Regions from separate parts of the Mus musculus genome. Here region 1 is linked to region 2. A link is a loop called in an ENCODE intact Hi-C map of the cell type or tissue named here. Cell type or tissue: left cerebral cortex. All regions are shown on one strand. Each heading gives the region's core, and the rest is flanking DNA. Links, peaks and the distances in the headings are about the cores only.

What was found. Peaks named below come from ENCODE experiments on the same cell type or tissue, not always from the same donor. Only the 100,000 strongest peaks of a DNase experiment are listed, where the experiment ranks them.
Region 1: a loop joins it to region 2, with 1.8 times the contacts of the local background. A loop is called at or near these places in 1 of 42 quality-filtered maps.

The regions. Positions count from the first base shown.
Region 1 is chr14:32,886,438-32,891,590 of GRCm38, reverse strand. It overlaps Vstm4 (V-set and transmembrane domain containing 4), which reads right to left. Exons shown (of 8, transcript NM_178791.5): 3 at 4,569-4,637. Among named protein-coding and RNA genes, the nearest start is that of Gm36674, 26 kb to the left of the region's middle. In left cerebral cortex, for the core only: no CTCF peak of the experiment used is centred there; DNase peaks (open chromatin) are centred at 2,152 and 2,554.
Region 2 is chr14:32,812,984-32,820,873 of GRCm38, reverse strand. It overlaps Tmem273 (transmembrane protein 273), which reads right to left. Exons shown (of 5, transcript NM_001163616.1): 5 at 2,906-4,027. The coding sequence ends at 4,003. Among named protein-coding and RNA genes, the nearest start is that of Fam170b, 17 kb to the left of the region's middle. In left cerebral cortex, for the core only: a CTCF peak has its summit at 4,116 (motif pointing right); no DNase peak of the experiment used is centred there.

The sequences.
Region 1 (5,153 bases), core at 638-4,637, 72 kb before region 2:
GGATCCTGGAGCTACAGTGGAAGCAGAGGGGAGTTGGAAGAAGAGTTCTAAGTGCAAGAATGAAGCACTGTGGGGAGGTTCTTTAATGCATCAAATGCTCTTCATAAGCAACCATCGGGTCTTCCCACCCATGCTACTGGGAAAGTCCTGATGGAAGCCAGGTTACTGTGGATGGAAAGTCACGGGATGTAAGGAGCTCTAATTGAAAAGAGAATGGCCTTTCCCTGGTAGTAATGTCCAACTGCTTTTGTACAGAAGCACATGTGTCCTTGTGTGGGTCTTTAATGACTGGTAGAGTGGATTGGTTAGAGAGGATAGGCTTGTGCCTCCATTTCAACAATGTGAAACTCAACAAGGGGACTTGTGGATTCTGAGAGAGACAACTCATGATCAGCTGAGGTCACAGATGCAGACTGAGGACAGGATACCAGGATACAGGACAGCCCAAATCCTGTGACCTCCCACAGCCAGTCCCGATTTATTAACTCTTGGGCATATTACCCCAGGAACTTGGCTGGTATGAATTTTTAAAAAGTGGTAAATAACCCAATTGCCTTGCTGGGCCAGACAGAACTGGGGCAAACGGAGACAAAGCCCGTCTCTAAGGGATTCAGATGTGAGCCCCCATAAAAAGACAGGGTAATTTGGCTTCTATTTTGTTCTTGGATGGGAAGAGAAAACTGTCTTACTGTTTCTATGCCCCAGGATGAAAGCATCCTCATCTGCCTGTCTGCTCATTCATGTTCTCTCTCGATGGTTTCTAGACTGAAGGGACCACGGAGGAACAAGGCTTCAGGCGATCTCTGAGGTTTATCATTCTCAATAGGCGTGCCTATACACAGCACACACATCTGGGGCCTGCTCTACTCTAGTGGGAGGCAAAGAACTCAAGGTGTAGTTGTAGTTTCTGATCTTGCTTAGACATGGCTCTCCACAGGCAGCTGTGGCTGCACAACTGGCCACTCTGTAATGCTCTGTTGCTCCAAGTGCAGAAGCTCTGGGGGGGCAATGCACACACAGCAGCGGGCTCCACCCATCTGCACGTGGGTCTTCATGCACGGGTTGCAGTGGATACGTTCTCCTCAACCCTTGGAGCTTTAGAATCCTTCAAAGGTGTCACTTCCCATGCAGAGAAAAACGGCACATCCATTGTCCCTGGACCAGGCAGCACTAGAGACTGGGAAGCCCTCACTGTGTCTTCCATGACAACCATTTCTTTTACTCCATAAAGGATGGCAAACCTGTTCAAAACAGTGACTCTGCTACTGAACCCAGTTTTCTTTACAGGCAAAGGCTAACCAAAAGCCAGTGTCACAAAACCAGAAGCCACCAGTGTCACCTTTTCACAGTGACAGTGTAGGCAAGTTGCCCTGTGTTCTAGGCATTGTTCTCAGGCTGGCATGCTGGCCTGAGGTCACCTTATTGTCACATCTGATCTATTTATAAAAGATGGCCCAAAAAAGTTTCAAAACTCGAGCCTAACCAAATAACACTGTCTGAAGAGTGAAATTAAACCTTTAGACCCAAACTCAACAAAACTTCTGCACTTAACTAAGTCTAAACCCAGCTTTTAAATACTACATGGGAGGGAGGCTGGGGCATGTGGCTTGATGATAGAGTGCTCATAGTATGCATGAGGCCGTAGGTCAGTTCTTCAGCACCCAAAATGAATGAATGAATGAATGAATGAATGAATGAATGAATGAGTGAATGAATGACTACATAGGACTGAGGATTTAGCTTCATGGTAAAGTACAAGCACAGACTGTGTAGGGTACTGGACTTCATTCTGTCCAAATAAATAAACCAATGAATAAATAAATGCGAAGTAAATGAATATATAAATTACAAACATTATTTATAACCACACACTCAACAGCAATAGAAAACATCACATTCTAGTCCCTAAATCTGTTTGTGATTTTGCCTTTTGCCACTGAACTGCTAAAGGCACCACTGCCATTTATAGACAAGCTGGAAAAAAAAATCCAGGTCTCTCCAAAGCAGATGGCGGGGCCAGCAGGCTTCAGGGGCTGTGCACACCACAGGGAGGCCAACACAGGGTGACAATATTACTGTGCCAGCTTCTGCCCATCCTCCCAGACTGCCAACTGAGCCAGACAGGACAAAGTACCTGTTGCCTGGCAACCCAACAGACTATGCAGAGCTGCTTTGAAACTGGGTGACCCAAGCATTCCTTTACACAACCAACCCCCTCCCCACCCCCGAACTCCACACGCACCACAGCAGCAGTCAAGAAAGCCAGGGTCAGTGTTCTATCTATGTTTCCAGTTCAAAGGCAAGAGCCTGGGGAATTGCTGTTCCGGCAATAAAACTCTGTGTACTTCCACTATTTTTTAATGCAGTCTGTAATACCATCTTGCTCAGGGCAAAATACCTGAGTGATAGCCCTGAGGGATTTTAACTCACTCCAATATCTCATCAAGAGCCCTGACAATCAATGCTTGTTTTGTTGGGCAGGCACACAGCCAGGCCTAGCTAAGCCCCAGGAGGGTGGATATCTGTCTACAACCCACACTGAAGCTCTTCCAATCAGGAACAAAAGGGCAAAAGGCCTGCGATCCTGTGCCAGAGAGTTTCAACTACATCCTTGACCTTGCCAAAGCAACAGTGGGCTAAAAAGGCAGAACACGGGGACATTGCCTCTGCTGCTGCTGCTGCTTCCAGTAACATGGCCACCACCTCCACCTCCTTTGCACAGGGAAAGAAGGCATAGAAGCAGCTACCCTGGAGTGAGCTTCCTTAGAGAATCCTGCAGACATGTCCACCTCTCCAGGCCTGCTAGCACCAGTGCTCAAGACAGCATTGGAGACATAGATAAAGCTCTGCCAGGCTGCCTCAATTTTACTCAATTGCAAGGAGAAGAGAAAACCTTGTTCCTTTTCCCCACAGCTTCTCCCTATGGGGAAGAGAGCCACTTTTATCTCTGCCCAAGAGGAAGTCAAATGAGAGACAGAGGGCGAGGGAACCAGGGACTGCTTTGCTTGGAGAAAGTTATAAAAAAAAAGAAAAAAACAACTATGAAGTATAGAAAAAAGCTCCAAAATACAAAGATGCATTATTGGATAAAATGTGATCTGAAAAGAAAAAAAAAAAAAAAACCCCAACTACTTATAACTATTAAACTAAGCAGTAAGTCCTGGCAAACTGAGTGGTTACGTCACAGTGTATGGTTAGCCAATCATGTTCACAATTAGAAAGGAATTTTTCAAAGATATATGGTGTCTTTCTAACAGGCTACTGGAAAAGTAGCTTTGAATCTCTATGCTTTCCCTATAAGATTAATTATTCCTCCTCCTCTCCTCCTCCTCCTCCTCCTCCTCCTTCTTCTTCCTCTCTCTCTCTCTCTCTCTCTTTCTCTCTCTCTCTCTCTCTCTCTCTCTCTCTTTCTCTCTCTCTCTCTCTCTCTCTCTCTCACACACACACACACACACACACACACACACACGTGGTAGTGAGGCCAAACACACACCTGTTACTAGATCCTTTGACCAGCCCATTCTTCATCAATCAACCCAAAGGCTTCACAAGATGGAATCCTTCTAAAGGTCCTGCCTTGCCCCCTTGATGTCAATAACTCTGCCTGAGAAATTAGAGTGCATGATGTCATTGCTTCTGGTCACATTCCTCAGTTACTTTGCGATGACCCTTTCTCTACTGTCCTTTCTTTGAGGCAGAGACCTATAACCTCTCTTACGGAGGGGGGGGTCTTCTGATGTGGGGGCTGTTCTGTGCATTGTCTCTATTCTTAGGCTTTTCATGGCATGCCCACACTTGAGGCAACCAAAACTGTCCCTGAAACCAGCAAATGTCCCCTACAGTGACAGAGCATCACCACTGTTGGAAACTCCACTCCAAGACTCATACTTGAATGGATGCCAGAGGTTTGTGTTATACCAAGTGTCTTGGAGATTCAAATCATGTTACAGAGTGTGTCAATACTAGATGTACAGTCCTTCCCAACGCATAAGGGACCATCTCAGAGTTAATCCTGCATTCAAGACAAGCTCCAGGGTAGGACTGCCTCTGAGCAGTCTCAGAGGCCATGAATTCTAGCCTGCAGCAAGCTGGAGTCAAATGGGGAAGTATGCACACGTTTCCACCTACATCAGAATCTCTCTGGATGGTCAAGCATCCCTGTTTTTTAAAGCCCCCTGTGTGATTCTAACATGAGGTGAAGATAACTTGCATATAGCTTTCAAACTTTTTAGAACCCCAAACTTCTAAAGCAACCAGAAATTAAAGGCAATTCTGGTGGATGTATTCTTTAATGGCACATCCCTAGGAAGACCTTCCTCAGTATCACCTAGGAGAAGTACAGGGCAGTGAAACAAGGAAACAAATGGAAGTGGGCAGAGTAAGATTTTCACCCCCACTTGTCCACTGTGGAGGATACCACTCGTAATTACCATTTCACTCCTGCAAAGATCAGTCCAGGATATAACTTGATGCTATGAAAACACTAAGAGACTTGAATCCTTTCTTTCTCTTTTTCTATCCCTTTCTTTCTGGCTAGAAATGAGGCTGCATCAAGACACCAGACTTACCTTCAAAAAATGCCCAAGTCACCTTCTTTTTCTCAAATGATGAATCTTCGCCAGCTTTGAGGGAGATCACTGTAAGCACAAAGATACAAGATAACATGACGCACGGCAACTCACAGCCCTGACCCACACTGTAACCCCACAAATGCTGCCATACGGTACTGATGTCACTTAAATTTATAAAGTCTACATTGACAAAACTGCCTTAAGTCTTCACAACCCAGATACCAAGGAGAAAAATAATGGCTTCCACCAAAAGTGGAGAGACCTGGGCCTCGGAACAGGCAAAGAAAGCTGTCTGTGTTTAAAAGCCAGAGAATGGCAAAGCCAAAGTATAGCCTAATGGAAGTCATGCCTGCCCCACATACTTTCAAATATAAAGAGTTTATTGATGAGTACCAAAACCAAGTAACCATTTCCTTTGTGAGTTTAGTATTTTCCATTGCCCAGTGCTCAGTATTTATTCCTAGACAGAAGCACCTGGAGTCCTGAATTGGCAGGAAGAGGCCCTGAGACAATTCTGTATGGAAGACACTGCTATAAGACAGCAGGCTCCTTCTCCTGAGATTATTTCACCTTCTTTTACTT
Region 2 (7,890 bases), core at 1,662-5,661:
TACAGAGAGAGGGGGGGAAAGAGAGAGGCTCACACAGAAGGAATGAATACGAATGCAATGCAATACGAATGTAATAAATTCTAGTTGAGGAATAAGACACAAAATTCTTTACTAGTCCTCAAAACTGTCTACATCATCAAACAAGTTCTGAGATGCATCTGCAGCCAAGAGGAGGGGACCCTGAAGAGATTCAATGACTAAACGCCATACAGGATCCTGAATGGATCCTGGGTCAGGATGAGAGCATCATGTGAAAGCCAAGGAAACACATTGTGTGGGGCTTTGGTTTGTGGCAATGTATGTAATCCGCTCATTCTTTGTGGCTTGTGCACCATACCATTGTAGGATACAATCAAATGGGAGGACATCCTGTGGGGATGCTAACAGCCTTCCCAATAGATGGGCAAATCTAAAGCCTTTAAAAGACTAACATTTCCTTTGTCTCACTTTCTTTGAATGTTGGAAGTCAGTAGACGCTGATCAAAATCAGTAGTAAGTAATAGCTCATGTTCACCCAGAGCGACCTGGGTTCTAGTAGGTTAATAGATTTATATGCACAATTTTATTTGATTAACCCAAAGATACGACAGAGGAGCGTAAATCTCAGCCCATTGTACAAATGAGGAAAGTGAGAAAAGCCAGTTAATTTGTCTTGCTTGCAAAGCAGCATTTGATGACAGAGCCCACATACCACACTATCCTGTACTCCACAGGTAAGGGACCACAAATAGAAAACACACACACACACACAGACACACATCTATACACACTCACACATCATTCTCTCTCACATACACACACACCACTTTCTCTCACATACCACTTACTCTTTCACACACACATACACACACATCTCACACACACTTATACACACTCACACACACTCCCTCACATATACACTCCCACACCACTTTCTCTCTCTCTCTCTCTCTCTCTCTCTCTCTCTCTCTCTCTCTCTCACACACACACACACACACATGCATGCACACATGCACAGTGTTGTCTGACACTCAGGACTATGAGCACTTGGACTTAAATACACTGACCAGCAAGGCTGGGCTTATATGGACTCAGGGACAATCTTGTTCTCTGCTTTCATGGCCTGGAGATGTGCCACTTAGATGTCATCTGATAGCAATATGCTTATGCAAAGGCCTACTTTTGAAGGTTGATTAATTAGTATGACAACTCTGAGTTGTGACAAATGACCCAGGAGGAAAAAAATCAGTTCTCAGGCTGTGCTCTGAGCAGCCCAAGCCCCCTCCCCATATCCCTTCCCCATTCAGGCTTGCTGTCACTGGCCACTTTTCTGTGTTCATGTCATGGCTCTGCTCAGCATCCTGTCTCTGCTGTCCCTCCTGTCTCCTTCATCTCCTCCAGTCTGCTGCTCCCCTCCCCCTATCTCACCAGATCTCCCAGGGAACTCTGAACACATTCCAGAATAAACATCCACACATGTGTTTGTAACCCTAATTCTCAGGCACAGCCTCCACAGCAACTCTGGCCACCCCTGCGGGGAATGTGAGGTTCAGTTTGTCTAAATGTAGCCAGCCCTTCCTGGCTCCCAAGCACCAGTTTTAAAACAGAGGACTCAGCTATAGACCCTTCCTAGCTATGTGGGTCGAGCCTAAGTCTGTGGGCTTGGCTGACCTTGGGAGTGGGCTAAGTCTCCTTCTTTTCTATTATGCCCCAACCTATCCATTCTCATATCATTGCTGCCTTAGCTCAGCCACAACTGCACTCCCCTCCTGCTTGAACTGGGACAAGGATATAGCGGGATCCTAGCTCATTTGGAAACCAGGCTGACACTTCCACCTCCACCTGCCTAATTTGTCTACATGTGTCTGGTTTCAGCCTTTGATGATGCAAAGGGAAACTACAGCATCACCTATAAACCTGACCACATTTCCTAGAATTGCCTGCATGTACTTTTAATACATGGTAGAAGGTGTGTGTTTGTGTGTGTGTGTGTGTGTGTGTGTGTGTGTGTTTATTTTCTCTAAGTAGACACATCCTTGGATAATTTTTAATTTACTGAGAATCCCGTCGCCTTCCCTCCTCTTCCTTCAGGTACTGAGGCCTACAGTTTCCACACCACAGCTAGACTGAGTCCCTTCTCCATGCCCTTTATGGTGTTCTCCACCCTGTGGGGAGCTACTGGAGGGGGACATATGTACTTGGGGATTCCATGGTCTCCTAAGCCAGGAAAGTGCAGTTTACTTCATGCCTGGTCTTTGCTACAATGTTCTCAAATGATAGGGTGAGACAGTCACCCCCCTACCCCCAAGACCCAGCCTCCAACACTGTCACTGTTCATTGAGGTTGCCCCCAGTATCTCCAAGAGCTACTGTCCTCTGGAGTTTCCGCTCTGGAAGCTGCTCTGAAGAAGTGGGGAGGGGTCCTCTAGAGCTCCATCTCTGGGAGGGAGCTGCTAGCAAGAAGGGCCTGGGAGTTTTCCATTAAAGCTAGAAGGACTTCCATTGAACTTGGTTTTGGGAGTAAGCCAGGAGGTCTCATGGCCAGTGGTTCCCCATCCATGACATCAGCCCCCACCCCCAGCACCTGAGGTGGGGACGCTGCTCAGCCAAGAACAGAACGCACTATGACAGTGTACCATAAGACCGCATCACCCAGTGACCTCATAGCCATCTTCATTTGCCTTAAGTAAAGCCTGCTGCACAGTGCTCATCCAACGTTGTAAGCGTGGGGGTGATGCCTTCCTCAGTTTCCTCTTCATTAAGTATCACAAGGCTCTGCTTATGTGGGGACGAGGAGGAAAACCGAACTCGTGTCTGGGAAACACGTCTCGAGGTGCAGTGGTAGGAAAGACCCCGCATTGTGCGTACAAAATGTAAAACAAGAACTGAGAATCCATAGCCATCCACCTTCGCTCACGAGAGATCCTGCCGTTCACAAACCAGATGTTTTAATTAAAACAGCGCTAAAAGAAACAAATCAATTACCAGCTCCAGTACACGATGATTTATTCTATCTCACACACGGACGATTGCTTATGAGTACCATGTAACTGCTCCAGGTGATCAGCTAACAGAAACTGCTAATGAGTAGCACCATTATCAAGGCGGACAAGGCACCCTGGGACTCCAGACGTTATTTTAATGCGGCACTTCGTTTTGAAAAATAGTTCCTCTTTCACCACAGCAGGATAAAGGTAACCTGTCTGAGGAAACCCAGACCACACAACCACCTGCCTTCATGCAGACTGGGAAAGCAGAGTTTGCCAAGACAGGAATGATTCAATTGCAAGGGAACATTCCCAGAGCCTGATAACGAGACTAGCAGGGTATAAGTTTCCCGAATCCTTCATGCAGACACGAGGCAACCATCAGCACCAAGTTGTGTGTGGCAATCAATGTGAGCCTGCATTCCTGTCGCTCTCTGTGAGGCACTGTGCCAGCATGCTCTGGATCTCCTCCTGCCCAGGGGTGTCAGTGTCCTTCTCCTCACTTACCCCTAGGCTGTCCTCTGTTCCCTCAGAAGGTCACTCTTCTGTGGATAAGCATTGCACACTGACTCATCAATTCGATGCTCCCCTGGATACTTGCACGGTTTGTCTTTAAAGTGGGGATCTCCCGACAGCTCAGACTGCAAGGCCATGAGTTCTACAAAACTAAGCCTGAATGCTAACAGCCCCACAGTGCTGAGGAGGAAGCTGTCTTGGCTTGGACTATGAGCCATGCTGGGGTGAGGTTTCATTGACGTGGACACAATGTTGTTGTAGAAGCCTGCCCAGCTCCTACATGGGCACCTAGGTTGAGAAATACAGATTCAGGGTTTCCTTTTGCCCTGCTGTCCATTCGAGCACTTCCCCTCGCAGATACTCTCCCAGAACAGGAGCGACCGCTTCCCTTGGGACACAGGGGCTGCCGATTGTAGTCCGTTTAGTACCTGCTCTTATATTGAGTTCAAGTAATGATCCATCATTGGCCTTGGATGTTCAGACTCAAAGTACCTAAAGCCTCTTCTGATGTAGCTCGCAGCTCACAGCTCAATCTCCCGGGCATCTCTAGAAAGGGACAGAAATGTGGAAGACTCACAGTTAGAGCAATCGCATTCTTACTGTTTGCTTTGTGTGTTGGTAGCACAGTGAGCACTTGAGAGGAGCTCACCAGCAGATGTCAGCACCAGAGGGCATCTCCTCGATTGACACAGAGAGATGCCTACAGCCAGTGCTGAAGCCAGATAACCAGCCACAAGGCTGTTTTTTTCTACTTGCCAAACCCAAGGCTTCACCCATTCTAATACAGTAGTGTCAGAGACTCATTCCTTGAGGTTAACCAGAATATTTGGGCAAAGTATCACTGTCCATATATAAAGAACATGTCCAGATCTGGGCAGATGCTAAGAGGAAGGAGGTAAGGAGGCTTATGGGAATGTAGTGGAAATGCGCCCTCAGCTGTAAACCACAAGTTGTTAGCGTCTATATCAGCTCAGACAGGAGGGAGGGCGCTAGCCATGATTAAAAAATAATAATAATAAAATAAAAACAAAAAAGGAGGAAAACGAAAGAAAAGATGAAGTCGCCAAACCAAACCCTAACAAAAACACCTGGTTAGGGCACAAAGCTCCTGGCTACAGGACATCTTCATGGAGATCACCAACATCTCTATGAAGGAGACAGGATTCACACCAACACTACTGTTTTCCATAAGCATCATCTATAGCGACAATCGAATGCCTCGTTTATGCTTGCACTGACTGCTCCCTAACTGCAAATGCTATTCATTGACTCTGTTCAGCAACGATCTCATGGTGTCTGATGTCTCTTGTGTAAGAGAAGCCATAGCAGGGAGACTGCAGAGCAGAGCATGCATGGCACAAGGCAAGTAAAGGTTCATAAAACAGATGCCATATCTTTGCCTAGCCTGTGCCTGGGAGCTCATGACACATGTGGTCCTTGAGCTTTCAGAGCTTAGCGGCAGAACAGACAATGATAGTGGGCAAGCCGGAAACAAGAATGGTGTGGTGGCACATGAAAGAGAGCAACAGGAATGCGCCACTTAGTCTCCTGTCAACTTGACAAGAGACTCAATAAACAGGGCTCATCCAAGGGTAGGGAACCTCAGGTAAGAAAATACATATATCCCATAGGCTCTGGTTTGTGGGGTGAGCCTGGAAGGCAAGCCAGTCAGAAGTCTTCCTCTGTGGCCTCTGCTTCAGGTCCCATCTCCAGGCTCCCGCTTCAAGTTACTGCCCTGACTTCCCTCTGTAGAAGGACTGGAAGTTGTAAGATGAAACAAACCCTTTTCTCCCCAAGCTAGTCATGATTATATATCATAGCAACAGAAAGCAAACTAGGTTGGGGGTGACCTGATCAAAGTACACTCTATGCACCCCCTGAATGTCAGGAAGAAACCCATTGTTTTGTAAAGCTAATATCCACTAATATAAATATCAAAAAAGATCTGGTGAAAGAGGTAGAGGCAGGTGAAGAAGAGAATGCTTCCAACACTGTCAAATGCTAGCGCGTCCCTCTGAAAAGGAGAATGGTCCAAAAGAACATGGAGTTTGCAGGGTCTGGTCTAGACAGGCAGAGGGTGAGCACACAGCTCACTACTTCTGTTGAGTTTAACCAGCCCATTCAGGGCTGTGGAGAGGACTTTTGGTGCCTGAGCATGCTCAGCAGTGAAGATACAGATGACTCAAGCAGGATAGCATCCTTGCTGTGGCGTCCCTGAGCTATGGAGGTGCCTCCTGGACAAGGTCATCCTCTCAGAGGAGTCAGAACTCTGTGAATGTGGATGCCAATAGCCTGCTGGGAGCCCGACACAACCTGCAGTGAGAGGAAAGCTGGGCAGAGGCGGGGACAACATAAGCTGTGTCGCTGAATATCAGCATTAGGCTGCTCAGCCATGGGCAGGAAGAGAGAGAACAAGAAAATTTGGACACCATACAATTAGAGTGACCGTTGAGCTAAAATTTTTTGCCATATTGTCTCCAGAAATCACAGGAAGACCAAAAAGAGAAGGATAAACAAATAGATAAATAAAGTGAATATGTGCTTTTGCATCTGGTGAGCCAGGAAAAGCCTCAAGGCGTTTGGATATGGGAATGGGTCCTGGATTTTGTCAGAAATGTCTCACTGATGAGGAAGTGGCACACTAAACACGTTGGGTAAAGTCCTTTTCTGACAGCCCACTCTAAAACAGGCTTCTTGTACAGTGGATACCGAATGCATTTCCCATCAAGGTCAGGCACGGGGCATGGAGTGCTCGTGTCTCCGATCACTTAACACTGGCAGTTTAAGATGCACCAGAGAAGAGCGAGCAAGTAGTGCTGTAAGAGTTGGGAAAGAAGGAGTGCACTTGGCAGACCAGAGGGTGTCGTGAAAATACAAAAAGACCAAAGAGAAATGGAGTCAAATGATGCAAGAATCCATGAGTGCCACCAGAGTAATACATACTCAAAGGCCAGGTCAGAGAAGCAATGGGAAAGACCTTAAACATGCAAGATGTTCAAAATACTTAAGATTGAACTTACCAAGAAAGATGAATACCTTAGAATAAAACCCACACACTTTCATGAAACACATGTGAACAGACACATTGAGTGTCTTTATAATAAAACCATGGTATATATTCACAAGGAATACAGCCATAAAGCACAAAGGAAGCTGATGACATGTGGAACATGGGTAGAGCCAGAGGGCATCGTGTTAAGTGAAGTGAGCTAGACACAGAAAACTTATGTTCTCGAACACAGGTGGACATTAAGAAAAAAGTTAACCCAAACATGGATTTCTGATTACGAGAGGGGGATAAATCCATACAACATTTGAATTGTGTCTGGTGGACGCATGAACGGAGACAGCATACAAACCCACTAATATACGTGATTAATGCATTCATTAATCAAAAATAAAATAGACTATAACCCCCCATGGATTTCTGACTAATGTCACAATGAAGTTAATCAACGTATAAAAATAATATATCTCCCAATGAAATACCAAGGCATTTATTTTCATGGCAAACTTCTGCAGATGACTGAAAAGTCTTGCCCAAGGCTGCAGAACTAACGTTAGCAAATGTTTCCCTGAGGAGGGAGTACAGTGTGGGAAAGCTGAAGGTGGGAGGAATCAGCCTGCCAGAATGCAAAGCATACCTGGAACCCACCACACCGGTCACACTGTGGCATCTGCTCATTGCTCACCACCAGTAGCTGAGTCCAGAAACAGCCAAGCAAGCGTGGGGACTGAGAGCAAACTAGGCTAGAAATGAGGGTGGGTCTAATACCGCCATGTGTCCCTCTGGTTTGCACTCCTTTAAGACTTGTTTCTTTATTTATTTCGAGAGGATGTGCATATGTGCACATACGCATGTACATGCTTGTGACTTGGAAGTCAGAAAGGTGCATCAGATCACCTTGGAGCTCAAACTACAGGTGCTTATGAACCACTGGACATGGGCGCTGGGAACTGAACCCAGGTCCTCTGGAGGGGCAGCAAGCCCTTAAGTGCTGGGCCAGCTCTCCAGCACCAACCAGTTGTTTCTGAGACAGGGACTCGCTGTCCAGTTCAAACTGGTCTCTAAAGTAGCAATCCTACAGCTCTGGAATTATAGGTATGACCTACTATACTTAACCAATGTTTGGATTTTTTTTTTTAATGAGGATACTATTTGTGTAACACACCAAGTTATATCTGTAGCTATTATCCCACACCAGAATGAATGCCAGTGAATCAGGTCAGGATTTTTAAAAAACCTTAAAATATCACACAATATGTCTGTTAAGGTATGCATGTATGTGTGTGTATATAAATATATACTTGTGTGTGTGTGTGTGTGTGTTTAAAATTCAATATGTCTTTGTGAAAGGGTCAAGGGCAGGGGTTCAATCAACCAGGACCCACTAAGATGATGACCTCAA